2 separate regions of the Homo sapiens genome follow, and region 1 is linked to region 2. Evidence: chromatin loops called from intact Hi-C (ENCODE). Cell type or tissue: ascending aorta. All regions are shown on one strand. Links, peaks and the distances in the headings refer to the core of each region. The heading gives the core; the rest is flanking DNA. Region 1 overlaps KANK1 (KN motif and ankyrin repeat domains 1). Region 2 overlaps KANK1 (KN motif and ankyrin repeat domains 1).

Region 1 (12,084 bases), core at 1,646-9,645, 120 kb after region 2:
GTATTACAACTCTTAGATCTCTTATGGTAGAATGGCCTGGTACCTAATCACCCTTGTTTTCTGAAACCTTAACTCTGCTATATAATTTAACATATGGAACCACAATCCACTAAAACTTGCATTGTTTGAACACCTTACCTTATATTTAAAGACATTTTAATTTTTTGGTGGCCAGCCTACTTTAAGATTTCAGATTTTATGTTTAGCCATTTATCTTGATACAGGTGTATCATTATTACAGGATCATTGTGTGGATGAGGCCTCAGCCAAAGATCACATATACTGTAAAGATGATGCATATCACTTACATGTTTGTATTTTGTTACACATTGAATGATCAGGAATACCACAAGAATGGATTTGGGTATATCATAAATAGTAGCTGAAAAACACTCTGGTTGGCTGAAATATGTGCCTCAGAATGTAAGTTTTCAAGACCATTAGATAAGGATTTGATGCTCATAAAATAGAGAGTAGAAAAGGTGGAAACTTCAGTATGGTTTTTCAGTATGTGAAATATAAATAGAACATTTCAGAAAACTTACCTCTATTTAATTTGGCAAATGAAAGTTTAACTGCATTAAAACAAGGTAAGTGTTTTTAGTTTATATTTCCAAGTGTTTCACATGGCTTTTTAACAGCTTTGAGATGTAATTTATATACCATATGTCATTTTTTTACTTTTCATATGGGTTAAACACTTGAGTCACCAAATGTGGGTTCAGATGTGTGGTTTACTGGTCAGCACGATGGATATATGGTAATTTGTGGAAAGTCAAGGCAAGAGGATCGCTTGAGCACAGGAGTTTGAGACTAGCCTGGACAATATAGTAAGACCTCATCCCTACAAAAATATCAATTACCTGGGCATGGTGTCACATGCCAGCTGCTCTGGAGGATAAGGTGGGAGGATCACTTGAACCCTGGAGGTTGAGGCTGCAGTGAGCCAGTGCACTCCAGTCTGGGTGACAGAGCAAGACCCTGTCTCAGAAAAAAAGTAATTTGGGTCTCCTTCAACCCCCTTAAAATTAAAAATATTTTTTAAAAACTTAGAACAGGTTGGGCACAGTGGCTCACACCCATAATGCCAATACTTTGGGAGGCTGAGGCAGGCAGGCAGATAGCTTGAGCCCAAGAGTTCGAGACCAGCCTGGGCAACATGGTGAAACCCTGTCTCTACAAATACAAAGCCGGGTGTGGTGGCACACACGTGTAATCCCAGTTACTTGGGAAGCTGAGGTAGGAAGATTGCTTGAGCCTGGGACAGCAAAACTACAGTGAGCCGTGATTGCACCACTGCACTCCAGCCTGGGCAACAGAGTGAGACCTTGTCTCAAAAAAAAAAAAAAAAAAAAAAAAACTTAAAAATGGCAAAAAAAAATCTCTAAATGTTATTCCAGAATGTCATAAAGGCCAATTGGTGAAGCCGAATGTCACCCTCCCAAACAAGGCCTCAATCTCTGGCTGGAGGTGTTGGCTCTGCACAGTGGACGTAACCCTTAGACCCCTAAGGATTTCTGTGCTGCCTCTGCCCAAGCACCTTGTGCCATAATGACCTGCCTGGGCTGGCTTGGGGCCACTTGCCTTTTAAAAATATATTTTTAAAAGTTGAAGCTGCGCAGTGTCCCACCCCTGTAATCCCAGCACTGTGGGAGGCCGAGGCAGGTGGATCACCTGAGGTCAGGAGTTCAAAACCAGCCTGGCCAACATAGTGAAACCCCGTCTCCACTAAAAATACAAAAATTAGCTGGGCCTGGTGGTGCACACCTGTAGTCCCAGCTACTAGGGAGGCTGAGGCAGGAGGATTGCTTGAATCCAGGAGGCGGAGGTTGCAGTGAGCCAAGATCATGCCACTGCACTCCAGCCTGGGCGACAGAGCATGACCCTGTCTCAAAAAAAAAATTAGATATTTGGGTTGAAATAAAAATGATTTTCTTCTTGTGACCAATCGTAACTTGTTTTTTCTCCTTTCAGGTATGAATTAAGTGAAAAGATGTTGTCTGCATGCAACTTACTGAAAAATACTATAAATGACCCCAAAGCTTTGACCAGCAAAGATATGGTGAGTCTGACCTGCAAACACCATCCCCAGTGTGTACAAAGTGCATGAGTGGGTTCATTGTCAAGGCCAGCTGTAGGCTGCCCGAGCTGTTGCTTGCATGCTTTTCTCCTGAACTGTTTCCAGCATGAGTGGGCTGGGTAAACATCATGTGGTCTTGCTCCCTGGATCACACTGCCAGCGTTTCCTTGAGGCCCAACTTCGGACATCCTTTACCCACCCTGGACTTTTCCTGGGGTGGAGGCATCTGTGAGGCGTACACTTGCAGACAGAAAGCAGGGCTAATTGCAGTCAGTCGTCATCTTTCTACATATTTCATTTCTATTTATAGAACAGTAAGATCCAGGGAGCAGCATCCAAGAATTTTTTTTTTAAGTTAGCATATGTTTTTAAAAGAAACCTATCTGAGCCAAGGTCAGCATTCCTTTCAGTTATGAAACTGTATGTTATGCTCTGATGTGGAATGCAGGCGGCCACTATTTTTAAACATAAAAATAACCGCACTTGTCATCTCGCAGTCTAAGAAATTCAGAGCAAACAGCAAAGAGTTTGTGGTTGCCTTAGTGATCATGAATGGTACAACATAGGACACAAGTATTTCTATGGCAATGGTTAATGTGACACCATGGCCAAGAATGACATATTCTCATGTGTCGAAGTTATGTGCACATTCTTTCATAGGCCAGACTAACCCCCTGGTTGACAGCTGTCTTTTTTATTAGTGCATTGAGAAAATGTAGGATCCCCTAAGGATACCGAAATGCACAGATACTCAAGTCCCTTATGTAAAATGGTGTAGTATTTGCATATAAACTATGCATCTACTTTAAATTCTGCCATATATTTTAAATCATTTCTATATCATAATACCTAATACAGGGCCAGGTGCAGTGGCTGACACCTATGATCCCAACACTTCGGGAGGCCGATGCAGGTGGATCACATGAGGTCTGGAGTTCGAGACGAGCTTAGCCAACATGGTGAAACCCTTTCTCTACTAAAAATACAAAAAGTTAGCCAGGCATGGTGGTACACCCGTGTAATCCCAGTTACTCGGGAGTCTGAGGCTGGAGAATTGCTTGCACCCGGGAGGTGGTGGTTGCAGTGAGCCAAGATTGCACCTCTGCACTCAAGCCTGGGTGACAGAGTGAGACTCCATCTGAAAAAAAGCCTGGAGTGCAGTGGCGTGATCTCGGCTCACTGCAAGCTCCGCCTCCCGGGTTCGGGCCATTCTCCTGCCTCACCCTCCCCAGTAGCTGGGACTACCGGCGTCCACCACAACGCCCGGCTAATTTTTTTGTATTTTTAGTAGAGACCGGGTTTCACCGTGTTAGTCAGGATGGTCTCGATCTCCTGACCTCGTGGTCCGCCCATCTTGGCCTCCCAAAGTGCTGGGATTTACAGGCATGACCCACCGCGCCTGGCCTCAAAAACTTAACACAATGTAAATGCTATATAAATAGTTGTTATACTGTATTGTTTTGTATTACATATTTTTTAAATATTTTCACTCTGCCAGTGGTTGAATCTATGGAAATGGAACCTGTAGATACAGAGGGCCAGCTGTACTAAATAAAATTGCTGGTCAAGTCCAGGCACAGTGGCTCACACCTGTAATCCCAGCACTTTGAGAGGCCAAGGCAGTGGATCACTTGAGCCCAGGAGTTCAGTTTGAGACCAGCCTGGGCAACATGGCAAAACCCTGTCTCTACAAAAATTAGCCAGGTATGATGGCATGTACCCATGGTCCTAGCTACTTGGGAGGCTGAGGCAAGAAGATAGCTGGAGGCCCAGGAAGTTCAGGCTGCAGTGCTCCATCATCATGCCACTGCACTCCAGCCTGGGAGACAGAGTGACACCCTCTCAAAAAAAAAAAAAATTCCTAGTCAAGGGGAAACATAGAACTACATATTGAAATTCTTGGATTTGTATTCATGAAAATACCTGGCTATACCCTGGTCACTAGTAAAACCATAAAATCTCACTGCAGGGTCAGTATTTCCCATCAGGTTTAACCTAAACTTAAAACTGGTGCCTTACAACCCCAGATTTTATAGCCATAGTACACTTTTCTTTCACTGTTCTCAAAATACTAGGTTACGTGGCCTTTGGGAAGGATTCTGTTTTCCTGCATCCTCCAAATTGCCGAGCATGGTGTCATCCACACACACTGTGATGGGTACATCTTTTTAACTGAATTTTCATTTGGTGTGAAAGTGTTTAAAGTATTGTGTTGTGAAAAGTAGTGGACGAGTAAACACAATGCCAGGGCTAGATAATCATGTCAGGACACCAGTTATTTAGCAGTAATAGAATTAGAATGACCAGAAGACATAATTTCCCTTCTTTCAGTGTGACAACTCCAGAGAAACAGGAATGTGAATATATACAGAAAAAAAAGGACACTCTTCAAGTGACCCAAAATGTGATTGAAATGGTTAAAACTAAATAATCAGTAGCAGGATGATAAAGAGATGGAAGCTCTATAATCCCAACTCTACCTTTTCTACAGAAAGAGGACTTCTTGGGTTCTGGTGCTTCTGACATAGGCTGTCTTTCTTTGATATATTTTTAAACTTTTAAAGAGTAAGCACAGCAGAAATGAATATTAAACTCATATGAAGGCCCATTGAAAAGACACTGTAGTCATCCTCATCACCAGTACTGACTGCTCAGTCTCCACTGAGCTTCATGTGACCCAGGGTTGAGTTGATCATCCACAAAGCAAGTGCCTTCTTCATGTGTCCACAGCCTAAGGAAGTCAGAGTGGAGCTGATGAGAGAATGAAATTAGTTCCAGACGGGGTTCCCTTTTATTTTCCCTTTCCGTGGTTGAACAGTTGTATTTGGGATTGGGGTGGGAATTGGGTTGGCTATACACGTACGGTCTCCCAACCTAGTGCTGTGCTGAGGAGTTGAAGGAGGTGAGTTTGGTCTGGATAGGAAGGAAGCAGCATAATTCAGTGTAGGCTAGTTAATTTCTTCCTAATTTCTATGAAAATTGTTTGCAAGGCCAGTATGATTACATCATATTAATAGCTTAATAAATGGAGCCAAGCCTGAGTGTTTATTCTCATCACAGAAACTATGAAAGCATGGTATTATCCAGTTTTTCAGATGAGGAAACGGAAGCAGAATAACTTCCCTCGGGTCATAAAGCTTTTAGGTAGCAGAGCCTGCATTTGAAACTCAGTGGTCTGGCTCCAGAGCCTCTGCTTCTGCATGGTGCTGTCTGGTCTCCTTTATAGACATTAGAATCTACACGTCATTTAAAATCAGGAGAAATGTCCCAGTTTGGTGTTTGAAGCTTCTCTTAGGGCTGTTGGTTTTTGAGAGCAGATTCTAACTGCATATATATACTTTGACTATAAAAGGACAGGTTACTTGTGCTTTCAACTAGGTCTCAGAAAGTCTATAAATAGAAGAACTAACGACCACTTGGTGTTTTGGCAGAGGTTCTGTCTGAACACCCTCCAGCACGAGTGGTTCCGCGTGTCCAGTCAGAAGTCAGCCATTCCAGCCATGGTGGGGGACTACATAGCTGCTTTTGAGGCCATTTCCCCAGATGTCCTCCGCTATGTCATCAACTTGGCAGACGGCAACGGCAACACAGCCCTCCATTACAGCGTGTCCCACTCCAACTTCGAGATTGTGAAGCTGCTGTTAGATGCCGGTATGTTGGCTGCCCTTCCACCCTCTCTTCTCTAACAGTACTTGGGTTGTGACTCATCTCAGAGAACCTGGTTGAGCCACTCCTGAATTCTCTGACCATGCTAAAATCCTTTTTATTGCTTTTCCACATGACATGGCAAGAATTTTCTTGAGTCATTCATAAGAGGCTTGAAGTTTAAACAAAACTGGGTGACACAGATTCTAGATCTGTTTTTGAAAGGAGGTTTTGAGGATCTTCTTGCTGCAGTTCAGCTGCATTCAAAAGTGAGAGGTGTATGCCTGGTAAGAAGCATGTCTCACGTTCCCTCCTGAGCTGAATCATGCGGGCTTGGCCGGTTTGCACTCAGGAGGCAGAGTGCTGCTTACAGGCCCAGGGTCACAGCCTTGGTGCGTGTGGACCACTTGATTTGACCTTACTCCATGACTGCTGTCCTTGCAGAAGTGTGTGGTTAGTCAAGATGGGGACTAAGCAAAGCCACCTTAACAGATGGTCAAATGATCACCATTCTCACCAAAATATACTGTTATTGGGGAAACAGCATAGAGCAAAGGGCATGTTATTCTTGTCTCTCAACCATAATAGAATAGTAGAAACTTGTTATCCCAGAATAGAGCCAGTGGACATCTTAGACATGAAGTGAGGGAGGGGCACATACACAGATGGTACCCTCAAGAAACTGTGAGCTTTCAACTTCTTGTTCAAATGGAGCAGCCTGATGCCACATAGACCCCAAGTCTTTTAATTTTTGTAATACATATTTTTATTTCTAGTATGTGACAGAGAAGTCAGAGTATCTCAGTCTGATTAATGAGGATGTAGTGTGAACCTTAGAATATGCAATCATACTGTCCAATTTTCTGAAATTCTGTCTTCATCCACTGTCCAATCTCTTCTGCTCTGTTTTGGGAACTTGGAATTGATGCAGAGAAGAAAGCCAAGCAGATTTATCCTTCCTTTCTCTTATAAGTGTGTTTGTTCCCTCTTTTTGGAGCCATGTTAGGGTATAACTGCTTCCATCTTACAGGAAGGAATTTCAAGCCCCTCCTCTTCAGGCTTTCTAGACTATAAACAGAGCTGGTGATACAGTCAGCCAGAGTGATTGTTTAAACAGAAGTAGATAATATCCAGGGAAGCTGAAAACAAGATTTCACTATCACTCCTGACAGGAACAGCTTAGTATACCCTTAGAAGTTGATAAAACATCTTGGCAAATTAAATAATTTTAATTCCATTGCTGGATGGTTTGGGTTAATCACTTATCTTAATGGTTACTGCTCCCCCTTCTAGGCTGAGATTCTGGCTCCATAAGGTGTAGATCTAGGATGCTTCAGCATCTATGCAGAGCAGAGTCCGCAAAGTCCGAGGTGCTAAGGAGCCCCGAAGCGCACACGAATTCACCTGCTTCTCCTCCACAGGGCCTTTTATTTTCTGCATTAAAAACACCCACTTTTAAAAACATGTCCTTAGTATGGAGTTGTTTGGGATCTTAAGGTAAATGTTCATGGTACCTTTTATTTTCCTTTATGATAGAAACATTCTGAACATTTTAACTTCATATTTGGTCCCACATAAAAGCTGCTTTCTAACACTCACCATTCCGGTCATTTCAGAGAAAGTGCCGAAGGAACTTTTAAATGCCCGAAGGATAATTTTATCCCTGAAGACTCCTTAAGAATTACAAGAATAGAAAAGGTCTGGTTCATCGATTCTGTTAAGGGGACTTAACTGCATTTGTTCTCGACCATAAATTCTGGAGCTGGATGTTATATGATTGGAATTCTGCTTTTCAGGACCCCCGACAGGCCAGAGTAGTAAATTCAGAGTCTCAGAATGAGTAATGTTTGGATAAGTAGGTACCACCCTGTCCAACGTTCCATACGTAAGCGTTTGCAAACACTTCGTTCATGAATAGCTCACTACCTGCTTCACTTTCCTAAACACAGCTGAGTGCCTAGATTCCAAAAATCGTTTATTCTCAAGAGCAACCAGTAGAACAACCACCCTGACTTCCAAGCCATTGCATTTCAGCCACCAGTTGCAAACAAGATACGCTGTGGAAGCTTACCGTTGTTTCTCTTGCTTCAGGTGTCGTGAAATAGGGGGAAAAAAAGTTTTTGGTTTAGTATGAAAACATCTCTCACATTTCCTTCTAAGTCACTCTTGGTCTCCAGCCACCTGGTACCATTTCACTGGGCTCCTGTAAACACCATCCCTTCAGTGGCTTCGTAAGCGGCTGCTATTAGAAGGGGCTGCTTCCTAAGAGACTTTTTTTTTTTTTTTTTTACAGATGTGTGTAATGTGGATCACCAGAACAAGGCAGGCTACACCCCCATCATGTTGGCGGCCCTCGCCGCTGTGGAAGCAGAGAAGGACATGCGGATTGTGGAAGAACTCTTCGGCTGTGGGGATGTGAATGCCAAAGCTAGTCAGGTTAGTGCGCCTGGTTCCTGTGCTCAGGAATGCACCCGTAACCAGCAGACAGGACTGCGGTGGCCATTCTGGCAGAGCAGGCATAGATGCCACGCTTCCACCACAGTGCACTTGTTTGCAGGCCTGCCCTGAGTCCATACACTGCCTGGCACTCCTTGCTGACCAAACATACCAGGGAAATATGGGCTTAAATTTCACACTGGAAACTTCTCCCTCCTTTGCCTTGCCTTTTGTCCATTTGCATAGTTTGCATGGAAATACTGTTAGTTCCCCTACATATAAATGATTGCGCATCCCCATCAGATGCTCAGTGACTGTTGCTTCCTGTCTCTGTGTTGTACTGTCTTCATAGCAAACAGTGTCCCAGGTCCAGATGTGTTCACAGCTTGACTTTTTTTTTTTTAAGAGACGGTCTTGCTCTGTCCCCCAGGCTGGAGTGCAGTGGCGGGATCTTGGCTCACTGCAACCACCCCCGGCTCCCTGGTTGCAGTGATTCTCCTGCCTTAGCCTCCCGAGTAGCAGGGACTAACAGGCACACACCACCACACCTGGCTTTTTTTTTTTTTTTTTTGAGACTAAGTCTCATTCTGTCACCCAGGCTGGAGTGCAGTGGTGCGATCTTGGCTCACTGGAAGCTCTGCCTCCCGGGTTCACACCATTCTCCTGCCTCAGCCTCCCAAGTAGCTGGGACTACAGGCGCCCACCCCCACGTCCGGCTTATTTTTTGTATTTTTAGTAGAGACAAGGTTTCACCGTGTTAGCCAGGATGGTCTTGATCTCCTGACCTCATGATCCACCTGACTCAGCCTCCTGAAGTGCTGGGATTACAGGCGTGAGCTACTGCGCCAGCCCCTGGCTTTTTTTTAAGTAGAGATGGGGTTTCAGTGTTGCCCAAGCTGCTCTTGAACTCCTGAGCTCAGACAATCTGCCTGCCTCAGCCTCCCAAAGTGCTAGGGTTACAGGCGTGACCCACCACTCCAGGCCCACAGCTTGACTTTTAACCACCACCTGAACTTCCAGCCCCTTACTCTACTGAGACATCCTCCACGCTAAAATGAAGTTGGCTCCTTACTTTATGCCCTTCCTTTGCTCATAGCTCATGGGAAGCTGGTTTCTCCCTGCTTGCCACCACCTGCCCCAAGTAGTTCCATCGCCAGTTCTTTCCCTTCTGTCACCACACTCTTCCCCCTTTCCCTAGCACAGCCCCACTAGAGGCCACCACTGCCAGCTCAGTACGTACTTCTGAAGTCCTTGTCATCTCTTCCCATAGGCGGGACAGACGGCCCTCATGCTGGCGGTCAGTCACGGACGGATAGACATGGTGAAGGGCCTTCTGGCCTGTGGGGCTGATGTCAACATCCAGGATGACGAGGGCTCCACGGCCCTCATGTGTGCCAGCGAGCACGGACACGTGGAGATTGTCAAGCTGCTGCTGGCCCAGCCCGGCTGCAACGGTCACCTAGAGGACAACGTAAGCTGTCTCCATTGGGCCTCCTGGCCAGGGGTCTGGGGGACTCTGGACGGGAGCTCTGGGAGTGCCTTTTGGCCAGGAGCGACCAAATCCTCCTCTATTCTCCTCTGGGATTTGTGTCGCCATCTAGGTGCCTCCCTTCACAGCCAAGCTTGGCTACACTTACTGTGTGTGTGCAAACTAACACGCTCATAAACTAGTACCCAAAGCAGAATAAATAGGCCCTACCCCAAAAATTCATGAAATGAAAAAGTGATTTAACGGGCATGTCCAAGAGCCCCTCTACTAAAGGGAAATCAATGGATTTGCACTGCAGAATCAAATTCAGTGTAGGTGACTTCTGACAGGTGCACTTGGAAATCTGGATTATCATTAGAGGCTGGGGTTACACGGTGACTAAAACCAGTTCCTACTATAGTGAACCTTTTCCACCCAAAGTGAACACACTGACCCATCAAAGTGAGTAGCTTGTGACACAACATATGCCAGAGCCTGCAGAGTAGCTTGACTTCTTGAAGCGTTTTCCCATTTCTGCTTAGTCTGTCCCATCAACACCACTCTGCTCTCTTCTCCCAGTTCCCAGGCTGTCCACATTTCCAGATAACTCCTTGACCGGGAAACTCAACCAAAGGGGGTACTTTTGCGTGTCTCTAGGCCAAAGGACAGGAGTGGTGATAGGTAGAAGGTAGGAACTGGCATGTAGGCAGTGAGATGGTGTAAAGGTCACAGAGGTCGGGTTGGCTTGGTTCCGTTTTTGAAAGTTTATCTCTGTGGATCACAGGTTTGGATCAGAGCTTCTTTAGCTCAAAACACCAAAAAGTTAGGAAAATATCCTTTGTAGGTCAGATTCTTCTGGGCCCAAGCCAGTAGGGAGAAAAACCAGCGGAGTTTTTCACTGGTATGAGGGACTGACTAGCTTCACACTCAGCCATCTCCACAGGAGCACATGGAAGCTGCAGCTGTAGCAGATTCCCTTCTTCCCCTCTGTGGGAGGGAGAGCTTCTGACCGACTTCTTTCTTCCAGAAGAGTTTGTTAGCTGTGCTGTGGTTTTTGTTTGATTTTACTTCTATTATCTTTCAAAGCTTTTGAGGGGAAGGATCATAAGATTAAACCAAAGAGAACTGTGTCCTGCTGCTGCTGCTGACCAGAGGGAAATCCGTATTTCAAGACTAGATAGGCTGGGCACAGTGGGTCACTCCTGTAATTCCAGCACCTTGGGAGGCTGAGACAGGAGGATCGCTCGAGCCCAGGAGTTCAAGACCAGCCTGGGCAACATAGTGAGACTCCCATCTCTACAAAAAAAAAATTATCTAGGTGTGGTGGTATGCACCTGTAGTCTCAGATACCGTGGTGGTTGAGGCAGGAGAATCACTTGAGCCCTGGAGGTCAAGGCTACCGTGATCTGTGATCGTGCCACTGCACTGCAGCCTGGGAGACAAACCCTGTCTCAAAAAACACACTAGACAGAAGACAAGTTGTGTTGTTCTTTCCCTTGATACTCCTTTATATCCATTTAAATCCCTGAAATTTAATGGAAATCAAGCAGTTAAGTGAAGCTTTTTTCACCCATATGTAGTGTTTCCCCTCTTATTTCCAGAAGTTGGATCTGTGCAACCCACTGGGATTGCGTGCTTACACACAGATGTTACTTGTAGCCTTAAACCGAGGTGGTTTAGGGTTTTAGGATCACAGTGCCCTCTCTAAGAGGAAAGGTAAAAGATCTTTGGCAAATTGCAGAGTCTCTAAACACACACTACTGCTGCTTGCCTGGTCATTCATAATTAATTAGAAGAAAAAAAAACTTTCTATCCCCATCTTCTGCTTCCCCCTCCTGGTGGGCAGAATGGTTGAGTAAGATAATCCTCTTAACTGGGACCTCTGGAGGGTGGAGGCTTGCCTCATTCATCTTCACATCCTCAGGCCTTCACCCTTAGAGGTCCCAAAAAAGTTTCCCAGAAGACCGAACGAGTAGGGATATTTGGGGAACCTTGCCAATTATTGGAGGGTGTTTTGTTCTGTTACCTTTCGGTTGTCTGGAGGTTTGAGAAACCCAACATGGCTTGTTCTTTCCATCTTATCTTAAGGATGGCAGCACTGCGCTCTCAATCGCCCTGGAAGCAGGACACAAGGACATCGCTGTTCTTCTGTATGCCCATGTCAACTTTGCAAAAGCCCAGTCTCCGGTCAGTGTTGTGCATTTGGCATTTGTAAATAGGCTGAAATCCACCAGACTGGTGGACCCCCTTCCTCCAGGAATTGACGGGAGACAGATTTTATGTTGATTCAGAAAATGGAAGTTTTAGTCTGGAGCTTAAGAGTTCATCCTTTCCGCCTCCACCCCGCAAAAAGCAGGAGAACTAATGTTTTAGCAGAGGCTGGACCTTGCTTGTCCTTGCAAGACATATGCTCACAGCTTCCCATAGAGGTTTTGATTCTGTGCAGAATTATCCA
Region 2 (12,084 bases), core at 2,214-10,213:
TAAAGAGCTAAAAGAAATCATTTTTTAAAAATTCTTTATATCTAATGTTGGCCAATGTTACCTATAAGAAAAGATCATTGTTTCAGAGCATGTGAGATGAAGATGATTGACTTTAGGGCATTTACATGTGGGAACTGTCAAGGTAGTTGAAGTTTACAAGAGTGGGCTCTCTCTCTAGTCACTTCGGGAGGAATGCCATCATCAGGACATCATCACGACTGACTGATTTGGTCAGTCTGTCTTTCATCAAGTCAGGGAGATAAACAGAATTGAAAAATTGTTCACAAAGGTTGTCAGTTATTAGGGTGTGGCTGACGAACCACACCTGAAGAGCTACCTAGATGAAGGCAACTCACAGAGTTACTTAACAACCTCCACCCCAGTTGATGGTCCAGAGTGTTTCCAAGGGAGGTGAACTAAGCCAATGTTGAGACTGAGTGGGATAAGGCCATGGTGACATGCATAATAGATGCATTCATACACATTGCTTCAATAGAGCATTTTCTTGGATGGAAGCATGGGAAATAACACATGGGCGTATACTCACGCTTGTTGTTAGCTTTCGGGGTCACTGCTGATATCCTTCCTTGTTCAGTTACCCTTTGGGACTTGAACTCCTGCAAGATCGTTGAAAATCTTCATGTTCTCAGAACTCAAAGGGAAGAAGACTTGACCCCTAACCCTTCAGAAAGCTGGCTGAAAAAAAAAAAGATTGTCCATAAATAGCAATTGGCTTTACCTAGTATTATTTACCACATTATTAAACTGCTAATTGCAGTGGTGTTTTTATAATGCCACTATATTATTTTAATTTAGAAAACATTTTATAAGTTTATTGTTTGTAAATTAAATAGATTTGCTTAACAGTTCTTTGGGAATTCCTTAAACTTTATTGCTAGCTACAAGTCCTTTTTAAATAGAATCAATAGGCTGGGCATCGTGGCTCACGCCTGTAATCCCAGCACTTTGGGAGGCCGAGGAGGGCGGATCACCTGAGGTCAGGAGTTCAAAACCAGCCTGGCCAACATGGTGAAACCCCATCTCTACTAAAAATACAAAAAATTAGCTGGGTGTGGTGGCGTGCACCCTTAGTCCCGGCTACTCAAAGGGCTGAGACAGGAGAATCATTTGAACCCCAGGAGGTGGAGGTTGCAATGAGCTGAGATCGCTCCACTGTACTCCAGCCTGGGTGACAAGAGTGAGACGCTGTCCCAAAAAATAAATAAATAAAATAAAATAATGAATAGACTCAATAGACATTGATCCTGCTAACATATTTTGCCTTTTAATCTATTGGTACTTCTTTTATTCCCTTTAAAGTTAATTCTAAATAAAGGAGAAGTATCTTAATTTGGTTAATATCATAGTTTGGAACTATGGCAAAATTATTTTTTCTCAGGCTACTTTCTAGTAAGTATTTTATATTTATTCACTAAAGAAAATTTTTAAAATTTCAAATTACGTAGAATTGTACCACTCTCACATAGAAATGTTTTTATCTTTCTTATACATATATTTATGTGGTTTGATTTTTATTTGGAATGCTTGTTTTACTTGAGGTGTCAGGACTTTCCACTCATTTATGAAGCCTTTACAATTATAATGATAAATACTGTTACATTAATGTACAATAATTTATAAAACTGACTTTCTCATGTTTAAAATTTAGATCGTGTCTAATTCTTTGCTACTTTAAGTATCATTGCAGTGAAATCTTCAGGCCATAATAAGTTACTTCCTTGCGATAAGTTCACAGGAATAACTAGATTAAAGGTATGAATACATTTTAATTTGGTTGAACACTTACGTTTATCAAAAACTCTTTACAAAAGTAACACAATTATCCTAATAAATTAGAATATTAGAAGTATATAAGATGAAAAAACATTCTCACTGAACTTCAGTCCTGCTCTCCAAAGTGAACCATGATGAGACCTTAAGCAAATGTTATATATAATGAGAAAAGATAGTCCTGAAGAATTGAGTGATATGGAAGTGATAATGGTGTACTATATGGGTGAAAAAATAAAGTACTGGTTTAGATACATGATTTAAGAAATAGAATCCTGACAGTTCCCTCTGTGGATAAGCCATAGAGGTGTCCAGTGTTGGTTTAATATAGCAGCTGGTTTGACCGAGTACCCTCTGCTGCGTCAGGTAATGTTAAATGATGTCCATGCCCCCTTGACTCTGATCAAGACATGGCTACAACCTGCAGTTTCCAGCTTTCCTGGGTTTAAGGGCCATTGAAGAATCCTTGTAGATAAGAGAAGAATTGTACATTCCAGGAACTGGAGGCATAGCTAGCCTTGGAAAGCTCGGAGGGTTAGTTGAGACAGCTTTAGACTTGCACATCTGTGACCTGAGTATCTTTGAGACTTGATTTCATCTTCTAGACCCAGAGGCAGAGATCATGTTTGTGGTTATTTTTCTGGGAACTGAGACTGGGCAAAGGGAAAGAGGCCAGTACGCAAGAGTGCTGTTTATAAATGGTTAACATCGTCCCCAGTCCCGTAGAAGAAGAATGAAATGGTATTCTCCTGTTTGGTGGTTTTATTTGATTGTTTTTGAATTCTTTGTCTCTGACAGAAGGCATCTTCTGTATCCTTTATGTTGTCACTCACTTTATTACTCTGGCATTATTATAATTAGGTTACCTTATCACTCCACCTGCCAGCCCTATCTCCATCCCCAAGACCTGAAGGGACGGTTGGCTTGACATGTGAGGAGGTTTTTTGGCCTTCAGAGATGTCGCTGTCAGCCCCCTGAGTTCCATTTGTTAGTATTGGGTCCAGCCCACAGCTTTCTACTAAAAACAACAGGCAAACTAAAGAATCTTTTAGTAAGTCACAGACAATTGTCACTGAACCAAGAGCCCAGCCCACGGGGCCAGTTCCTCACCGACTCTATGCCTTAATTTCCAATGTGTAAGCTTGGATGACTACACTTATCTCCAGGATTCAGTGTAGGACATAGAAAAAAGTACAGGACTCAAGTAATGATTGAACTTGGAATAAAAACCTTAAGGCCCATGTCCTCTGTCTCTCATGCTTTTCAGATGTGTCTTAGTGCCTGCTCCTTGCACAGAAGCTGAATCCAAACAAGCCACTGAGGAAGTTACATTTCACTTCACTTCTTAATAACATAGGTATGTCGATCCCATTAGATAGGAGTGTGTCTAAAATTCAGAACCTTTGACACTAATTATCTGACTGTCAAATGACAGTGTCATTCTATTTTGCAGGCATTTTTGATAGTTTATCTTCCCAGTAATATTTTTGTAATCTTCATCACCTTGACCATCTAACTCTTTTTTTTGGAGACAAAGTCTTTCTCTGTTGCCCAGGCTGGAGTGCAGCGGTGCAGTCTCAGCTCACTGCAACCTCCGCCTCCCGGGTTCAACCGATTTTCCTGCCTCAGCCTCCTGAGTAGCTGGGATTACAGGCGCATGCCACCACACCCGGCTAATTTTTTGTATGTTTAGTAGAGATGGGGTTTCACCGTGTTAGCCAGGATGGTCTCGATCTCCTGACCTTGTGATCCGCCAGTCTCGGCCTCCCAGGGTGCTGGGATTACAGGCGTGAGCCACCGCGCCCGGCCGACCATCTAACTCTTATGTGCCCTTGCCTGTACATATAAAAGTACATTTAAAAATAGGATTGGCTTTCATTTGCATAATGAACACACATATTACCCATAGTACCTCCCACACAAAGCCACCTATGCCTCTTAAATTGCACTTTGTTAATAGGAAACTATCTGTTGTTTTGTGCTTTTGGCAGCTGTAGAGAAAATACACAAAGCCAGGTGTTGTGGCTCTTGGGTAAGACTGAGAATGTGATTTTTGCAATCTGTGTTTTTTTAATAGCCAGTTATTGGAGATAAGAAAGAGAAATTCAGTACAAAGTCTAAGATGTCCCAGTGATGCACTCTGACTGGGTGTCATTATCTCAACAGGAATGAATGTAGTTCAACAGTATGTAGGCCCGGTTTCTTAGACATGATGTCTGCTGAAATGGTGATAAGGTATCCCACATTATCGGTGTTTTTTTGAAGACAGCCTTTAGGGTTTCAGTGTCATCATCTTTATGCCTTTTGCTAAAACAGTTTATGTTCTGCCTTTTAGTAAGCCTTTATGTTAAAAACGTTTCATATTAAAAAAAGTTATCATTTGGAATACATAGGTCAACTATCTAGGAATGGGACAAAGTACAGAAACAATGAGACAGGATTTGTGGGATGAGAAATTAAAAAAGCAGTCCCTTCAGCTGAAGAAGCTGCTTAGAAATTTAAGCCGGACATCTCAGGCGGCCATACTGGAATGGAATGTGGAAAAGGTAGCAGTTATATGTGAGCAATACCTTTGACTGTGACACTCTTTCGAACCCCAGTTTAGACCAGCAGCAGCTCTCCTAATGGGGAGTCAAGAAGTAGTAAGAGACCCTAAGAGTCATATAAGACACAAATCACCTTTGCCTGTGATATTTGCCATACATATGCCTATGGTTACATGCAGAGGATCCCAACAGGAGCATCATACACACAGCAAATAACACTAATGTGTTTTATTTATATGTACCAAATTAAAGGGGCATACAAAATAAAATTTTTAAATGAGTGGGTGAAGATATTGGGACAGAAGGAAGATATCAAGAGGAGGAAATATGGAGTAAAGATAGAGGTAGCATGTACTGTAAAAGATCTTGTAAGTAGACCAGAATAGGCCAGTAATTTGGCTCCATGCTTCCTAGCAGCCAAGGCAAAGAAGTAATTGTGACCAGATACATAGTTCACAGCATCTTTAAGATTCAGTAAGCTAGCAACTCAAGAAAAGCACAAGTAGTCACCATATAGGGACAAGTGGACCATGCTGTGAACAGCACACTAGATAGCAAGTACAGCTGTAACAATCGTTGCTGGAGATAGAGCAGAGCTTCAGTCCTTTATGACAAGCTTGTCCAACCCATGGCCCACAGGCTGCATGTGGCCCAGGACAGCTTTGAATGCAGCCCAACACAAATTTGTAAACTTCTTAAAACATGAGATTTTTTTAAAGCTCATAAGCTATCATTAGTGTTAGTGTATTTTATTTGTGGCCCAAGACAATTCTTCTAGTGTGGCCCAGGGAAGCCAAAACGTTGGACTCCCCTGCTGTATGGAAAATCGAATTTGTTTACATTCTCCTGTTGTATTCATTTTTGAAATTTTGCTAATTCCTAAAAGGAATCCACAGAGAGCAAACTCTCTATTACTAACTTTTTTCCTCTTCTCAATGTAAATTAAGTAGTATTTCAAATGAGATTAAAAACAGGATACTTCTTGAACTTTACTTTAAAAATACAGGTTCATGAGCCCCTTAAGTTTTGTGACTTTCTGTTGTAAAAAAGACTGTATTCACTAGATGGCAGTGTCACCAGCCTTTTGGGAAGTTAAATATGAGTGTGACTGTCCTAAGTACTAAACATGGGTAAAAGTAGGAAGACCATTTAACTGAGCATAAAGGATCTCATTTCTGCGCCCTACAGGAAAGAGTAGTTCTCCTTTTTCTCCTCCCCTCTTATTTGAGGCCGGGAAGAAGGCGCTGTGCATAGCGCTCCAAGCATCTCTGGGTGGCACTGGAGGGCCATTTTTCACAAGGAGCAAGTCGGCCAGCAGAGTGCTCAGTTCTTGGTCATGCCAGTGGCTGCAGGGTTTCCAGCCACTTGTCCTTGCTTCTTTGTTTCTGAACTTTCAGTCCGGGGCAGGAGTTACTGACAAGAGTTCACAAACCAGCTGTGAGATAATGGTGTATTGATAAGGTACAAAAGTGTGTTTAGCAGATGGGGATAATTTTTCGACCCTCAGTGTTTGTTTAAATTGTTTCTAGCATGAAAGCAATATGATCTCTCTCAGGAAATGAGATTGTTTTCTCTATTCAGGTAATAGGATCTTTTACCCATTTCCATCTTTGAGGAGTGATTATATACTTCTGCAGTTTTTTTAAATGAAAAAGATTTATTTTTAAATCATACTGGCATAAAGTTAATGGTATTTTGTTAAATTTTAGGATTTTTACAGCATATCTTGGCTGACACTGATCTTGGTCCTATCCTAGTGGCAATCTCTTAACAGTTGTGCTGCTGGTGTTATGAGTAGGACAGTTCCTCATTGTGTGGGACTGTCTCGTGTGCGGCAGGGTATTCTGCATTCCTGGCCCTTGCCCACTAAATGCCGGAAGTGCCCCTCAGACATGACTGCCCAGTAACACTCCCATGCATTTCCGTGTGCCTCCTGGGGTGGGGCCAGTACTCTCTAGTGTTGAAAACTGCTGGGCTAGAGATTTTGGTGTAGGTTGTGGGCCTTGTGGATTTAGTGAACATGATCTTTTAAAGAAATGTATATAAATGTACTTTATATTTTTAAAAAATCACTACAGCCCATCACCTTAAACTTCTGCTCATTCATATTTATATATGTATTCTGATTGTGATTACTCCTACATACAATTCTTAATATAGTACAAAATTGTACATATATAATTTTATGGTACCCATCCCCCCCCTGCCCTTTTTTTGAGACAGGGTCTCAGGCTGGAGTGCAGTGATGCAATCATGGCTCACTGCAGCCTCCGTTTCCTGGGCCCAAGCAATTCTCTTACTCAGCCTTCCGAGTAGCTGGTACCAAAGGTGTGCGCCACCATACCCAGCTAATTTTTAATTTTTTGTAGAGGGTCTCCCTGTGTTGCCCAGACTGGTCCTGAACTCCTGGCCTCAAGCAAGTCCTCCTGCATTGGCCTTCCAAAGTGCTGGGATTATAGTCTTGAGCTACCGCGCCTGGCATAGTATCATCTTTTTGATACCAACATACTATAAATATATTTTATTGCATTTTATTTGAAACTGTTAATAGACACATAATTTGCTGATGAATTGTATTCTTTGCTCTTTTAGTCCATCTGGCATCATATGCTCTTCCTTTTTGCTAGAATTCCCTCTTTTTTTCTTTCTACAGAAGTATCACTGGGTGGGAGAAAGCCTTACCTGTGATGGTTTGAGTACCCACATTTTAAAATTATGCTAGTTAAGAAGAGGGGGAATAATGTTGTTTCTTTTCTCTTTTTCTTATCAAATAGACTAAAAAGGCTACTCAAGGGCTGGAATTTGATTCCCACTTGTTCTTGTGGTACCTAGCACAGAGTCAGTCCCATAGTATATCCTTTAGGTAAAGACTTAATTAATTGGTGTGCTTTCAGTTTATTTTCCCTGGTTGGTCTTTGCATTTGTCCAGTTAACACCAGCTTCTGGATATTAGATCACCATAAAGTCCAAGACATGAAGAACAAATGTTATATATTCTCTTTGACATTTAAAGACAGAAGATAGTGGTAGAGGAGATCCCAAGTGATACCTAACCTAGCTAAAGACCCATGAGGAATGAAAGAACGAACAGGGAAAACAACTGCTGAATCCAGGTGGAAAAATGCTGGCCTACTTCTGGTCCTTGGTATGCCAGGATCCAAAGGTGGTGCCAGCTGATAGCATATGTTCAACAGCTGTGTTGATGCCATTTGCCTGCCCAGACAAGCCTCTTGAGGCATGAAAGCCTAAGGAAGGTTTCTCATATTAAGGATCAACAGGGACTCTTCTGTATCCGTCCTACCAGTGTCACCTCCCCACCCAGCATCAGCCGAGCACCACATCCACTGAAGCTCAATAAAGAAATGTTTAATGCTGAAGAGTTTCAATCAACAAGATGAAATTTTCAGGTTTAGGTAAACTTAGGAACTGGCTTGGGTTACTAGACTTCCAAATTTTATCCGGTCCTACCTTATTGCATGACATAACCGTGAGGACTAAAGTGAAGGCTTTTCAGCAGTCACTTCAGTGAGTCCTCAGCATTTAGGTGATACTGTATCAACTCGTGTCTGAAGCAACTTGGATTTAAGATAGTAGATCTTGTGCTGATTATTAGAATGGACATCCTGAACACCACTTAAATTACCATCAAACTGCATAGCCAGATCTTTAATTTACGAAACCTCTATTTTGTCACTTCTCCAAGCTGTCATTTAAGCTAAAAGCTGCTGTCTTTACACATATAAATCAAAGAAATATTTCATTTATATTCACTTGATACCTACCAAATTTCACCACTGGAATTTCTGAATACTTTATATCCTCTATCCTTCCATCCAGGCTTGGCTTTACTAAGTGTCCTTTCTAAGCCACTCATTATCAATCAAGATAGTAATTATTCTGCAAGACCCCAAATCTCAGTGGCTTTCAACAACACACACTGATTTTTTTACTCATATGCTACACGTCCATTATTTGTCAGCTGCAGCTGTGTTCAGTGTTGACCTCAACCTGTGATGGAGCAGCCTCTGCTTATGTCGCTGCTGTTCTTTATAGCAGAGGAAGGAAAGAAAGCAAGGCAAAGTTCCACACTAGCCCTTAAAACTTCTTCCTGGAAGTGAGACATGGTATTTCTGCTACCACTTCATTGGTTAAAGCAAGTCACAATGCCACACCCGAGTTGAGTGAGGGTGGGGATATGTGATTCTTCCTTAGGAAGGAGCAGGAAATTTTGGTGAATAGTAATGTAATCTACCACATGTTTAAAATGCAGTCCCTTCTCTAGAAGATCTCAGTAGTCTAAGAGAGAATAATTTTTTTTTAATATACTACCGTAAGTGAATGTTAGGTCAGTTAGGTCGATTTTTTTTTCATTCTTGCAAGGAATCATTATGTCTAATAAAATATAATAAAGAGTTTATGGTATATTTGAACTGTCCTTAATGTTATTTTACTGAGTCCAGTTCTTTTGGCAGTGGTTTAGTTTCTTTAACAATCTGTATTCTACAACTTCACTCGTTGCCTTCCTTGTTTAACATTTATTTTTCAAAACCAGACATGTCTTTTGTCTTCAAAGGATAAATGGAATTGGTTAGGAGAAGGATTGGGGAGGAGGGGGGTTGTGGCAAATGTCTAAAACCTATGTTTTATTCCCTTATTTTCTCAAAAATGTTAGCTCATGTTCACACGGGTTTATCTGTTTAGTCTAAGAAGTAGTTACTTTTGCTGTCTGGCCAAAGAGGTTCAGGACCCTGGAGCTTTGTTCTTTGGGACCCTGAAGGCAGCCTGGCAGGCAGAGCCCAGTATCACCTTTACAGCTACTTGATGGTGATCAAGAGCCAGCTGCTCTTCTTTCACCTGGCTGTTGGGGGAGGCACACCAATATGGGTGGGCAGGAAAAGTTACTTCCCAGGCTGAAATTTTCCCACCGTAAACTTAGGCTGATAGGCTGACAGTCTGCACCTCTCTTCCTCAGCAGACATTCCGATCAGCAGGCCAGTTTGTGACGCGTGCATGTGCACACTTCAGATTGCTTCTTCCACTTTCCTCTTTCCTGCTCAGGTTTCTCATAGGAGTAGGCTCCATGTAAGACTTCTGTCTTTTGTGAAAAAGAAAGCACGTATTTATAGAATGGAATTTCTTACTGAAAGAGGGTGCGGGCAGAATGGAGGATGACATGAATCCTGACTCAGTAACATTTATGGAACCACTCTCTGGATGCCACACTTACTGTGGGCAGTTACCAAAAAAATCAGTTTGGCCTACCTGCCTCCTAATATAATTTACCCTGCACACAAGGCAGTATCTTGAAGGTTATTTCAGTAGTACCCACGGAATTCTGCTTCCTTTAGGTAAGGAAAAGTATTCCCAAGAACAAAATATACAGGTTAAAGCCCATGTAATATAAAATTATGGCATTCATTGAAGAAAATACAGGCTATTCTAATTCCAGATCACATTTATTTATTTATTTACGAGACAGAGTCTCGCCCTGTCACACAGGCTAAAGTGCAGTGGCGTGATCTCAGCTCACTGCAACCTCCACCTGCTGGTTCAAGCAATTCTCCTGCCTCAGCCTCCCGAGTAGCTGGGACTACAGGCACACGCCACCACACCCAGTTAATTTTTGTATTTTTACTAGAGACAGGGTTTCACCATATCGGCCAGGCTGGTCTGAAACTCCTGACCTGAAGTGATCTGCCCACCTCAGCCTCCCAAAGTGCTTAGATTACAGTCGTGAGCTACCATGCCTGGCCCCAGATTACATTTTTAAAATGAAGAAACAGATATTTTCTCTTAGTCAAAATACTTATCGGAACAATTTTTTTTAAAGCAAAGATTGCATCATTTAAAAAAACATATTCACTCCTAGGCATCTGAATCACTGCTTCACATGCACAGTAGACATTCGTGAAATTATTTTTTTAAATGATGATGAATGCCAGGGCTTGCTTTTTTTAAAAAAAAGTCTCCAACCACAACATCCAAACTGGTCATTTGGGAAGTGATGCTTCCATTCAGTAAGAAAGCTCCTGCACACTGGGTGAACAGGCGGTGTTTTCTCCTCTCATCGCTGACATTTAATACCTGTCTTGAGGCAAAATTGTCTCCACCTTATTAATCCATGGCTCCTCACGAGCCTTAAAACAGAGAATAAAACTTGTCAAAGAAGAAAAATAGAAAATTAGAGAAAATAACCTCACTACTTATTTTCAGGCACCTTGTGACTTAAGAAAATGTTTTTAAATGTGGACTCTACATTTTATGAACTTAAATTTAGTGTCTGTTGGTCAAAATCCACAGGACCTTTAGGAGAGAAAATGGCCATAACTAAGTACAAGCCTCTCTTTTTAAATGCTTACCCAGGTCAGTTAAAAGCTTCCTTGTAGTTCTGAATCCTCAGTTCTTGCTTTACAGCCAATACTTAAAAGGAACAGGGGAGAGCTACAGTGCTTTTGAATTTCAGAGAGGCCTCTTATTTGTGCCTCAAGAATAGTTTGTATAAATGTTATATTTCAAGCCACACAGTACTTAAAACCATCACACTGTTTAGTTTATCTAGTTGGGTAGAAGAGGGGGCAAGAGAACAAAGCAGTATTAAATTAGGGCAGCAGCATCAGGGACAGGCTGATGTGAGAGCACCTTCTTTCTTGGGATGGGTAGAGTATAATTGTCCCTTTGCCTATCGTCAGATTTGGGTGGCCCAGTTGCTTTAAATTTTGAAAACATGGGAGTATTAACGCAAAGAAGAGCCAACATTAGTTCAGAATAGCTGAATTCATCATTCTTTTGGAACCAGTTTTGCTACTGTATAATGATAATAGCTCTTCAGCATTCATCTAGTGAGTGATAAAGATAAGTGATGATCCACAAGAAAGTTTACCTTTGACTTGTGGGTGCTCACGGACTGCAGAATGCAGATGTTCGTAGATCAGCCGTACTGTAATTTTCAAGGATTTAATATGCAATACATTCCTATATTAAGATGTTGAAACATTAAAATATTAATAATTTGCAATGATTTTTAAATACTTTAAACAGGCTCTTCCACTGGTGAGATTGTTTTTCCAAGCAGAGTTAGCTAGTTTAAATTCTTTCGTTGTGGCTGGGTGCAGTGACTCACGCTTGTAATCCCAGCATTTTGGGAGTCTGAGGCGAGCAGATCACCTGAAGTCAGGAGTTCGAGACCAGCCTGGCCAACATGGCAAAACCCTGTGTCTACTAAAAATAAGAAAATTAGCCTAGTGTGGTGGTGTGCGCCTGTAATCCCAGCTGCTAGGGAGGCTGAGGCAGGAGAATCGCTTGAACCTCGGAGGCAGAGGTTGAGCCAAGATCACACCACTGCACTCCAGCCTGGGCAACAGAGCAAGACTCCCATCTAAAAAAAAAAAAAATTGTTTTGTTGTATTCTCAGTTGTCTATTTCAGGTCTAGGCAGGCAAGAAAACTTTGTCAGGTACACTGGTGTCTTCCAAAATGTGCATCGTACCCTCTATTACTCAGTGTCATTAATCACATCCATTCCTTTCCCACCCTGTCTTGGAATAGGACATTAACTCTTCAACGATCTGCCCCCTAAATAAAACCTGCTTTCTTGGGCCATAGTAAACAACACGTAATTCTTTGCGAGAAAAGCAAAATAGTGATAATTATAATTTTTTTTTTTGGAACGGAGTCTCGCACTGTCACCCGGGCTGGAGAACAATGAATGGCGTGATTTCGGCTCACGGCAACCTACACCTCCCAGGTTC

Evidence for each region. Peaks named below come from ENCODE experiments on the same cell type or tissue, not always from the same donor. Only the 100,000 strongest peaks of a DNase experiment are listed, where the experiment ranks them.
Region 1: a loop joins it to region 2, with 4 times the contacts of the local background. A loop is called at or near these places in 3 of 110 quality-filtered maps.

The regions. Positions count from the first base shown.
Region 1 is chr9:732,774-744,857 of GRCh38, forward strand. It overlaps KANK1 (KN motif and ankyrin repeat domains 1), which reads left to right. Exons shown (of 12, transcript NM_015158.5): 7 at 1,975-2,062; 8 at 5,512-5,731; 9 at 8,019-8,161; 10 at 9,432-9,632; 11 at 11,718-11,816. Among named protein-coding and RNA genes, the nearest start is that of KANK1-AS1, 53 kb to the left of the region's middle. RefSeq lists an enhancer at 5,116-6,315. In ascending aorta, for the core only: no CTCF peak of the experiment used is centred there; DNase peaks (open chromatin) are centred at 2,238, 2,568, 5,678, 6,068 and 1 weaker place; H3K4me3 peaks cover 329 bases; H3K27ac peaks cover 8,000 bases.
Region 2 is chr9:608,418-620,501 of GRCh38, forward strand. The region is part of intron 1 of KANK1 (KN motif and ankyrin repeat domains 1); the gene reads left to right. Among named protein-coding and RNA genes, the nearest start is that of KANK1-AS1, 71 kb to the right of the region's middle. In ascending aorta, for the core only: a CTCF peak has its summit at 5,584; DNase peaks (open chromatin) are centred at 5,634, 6,238, 9,324 and 10,016; H3K27ac peaks cover 4,880 bases.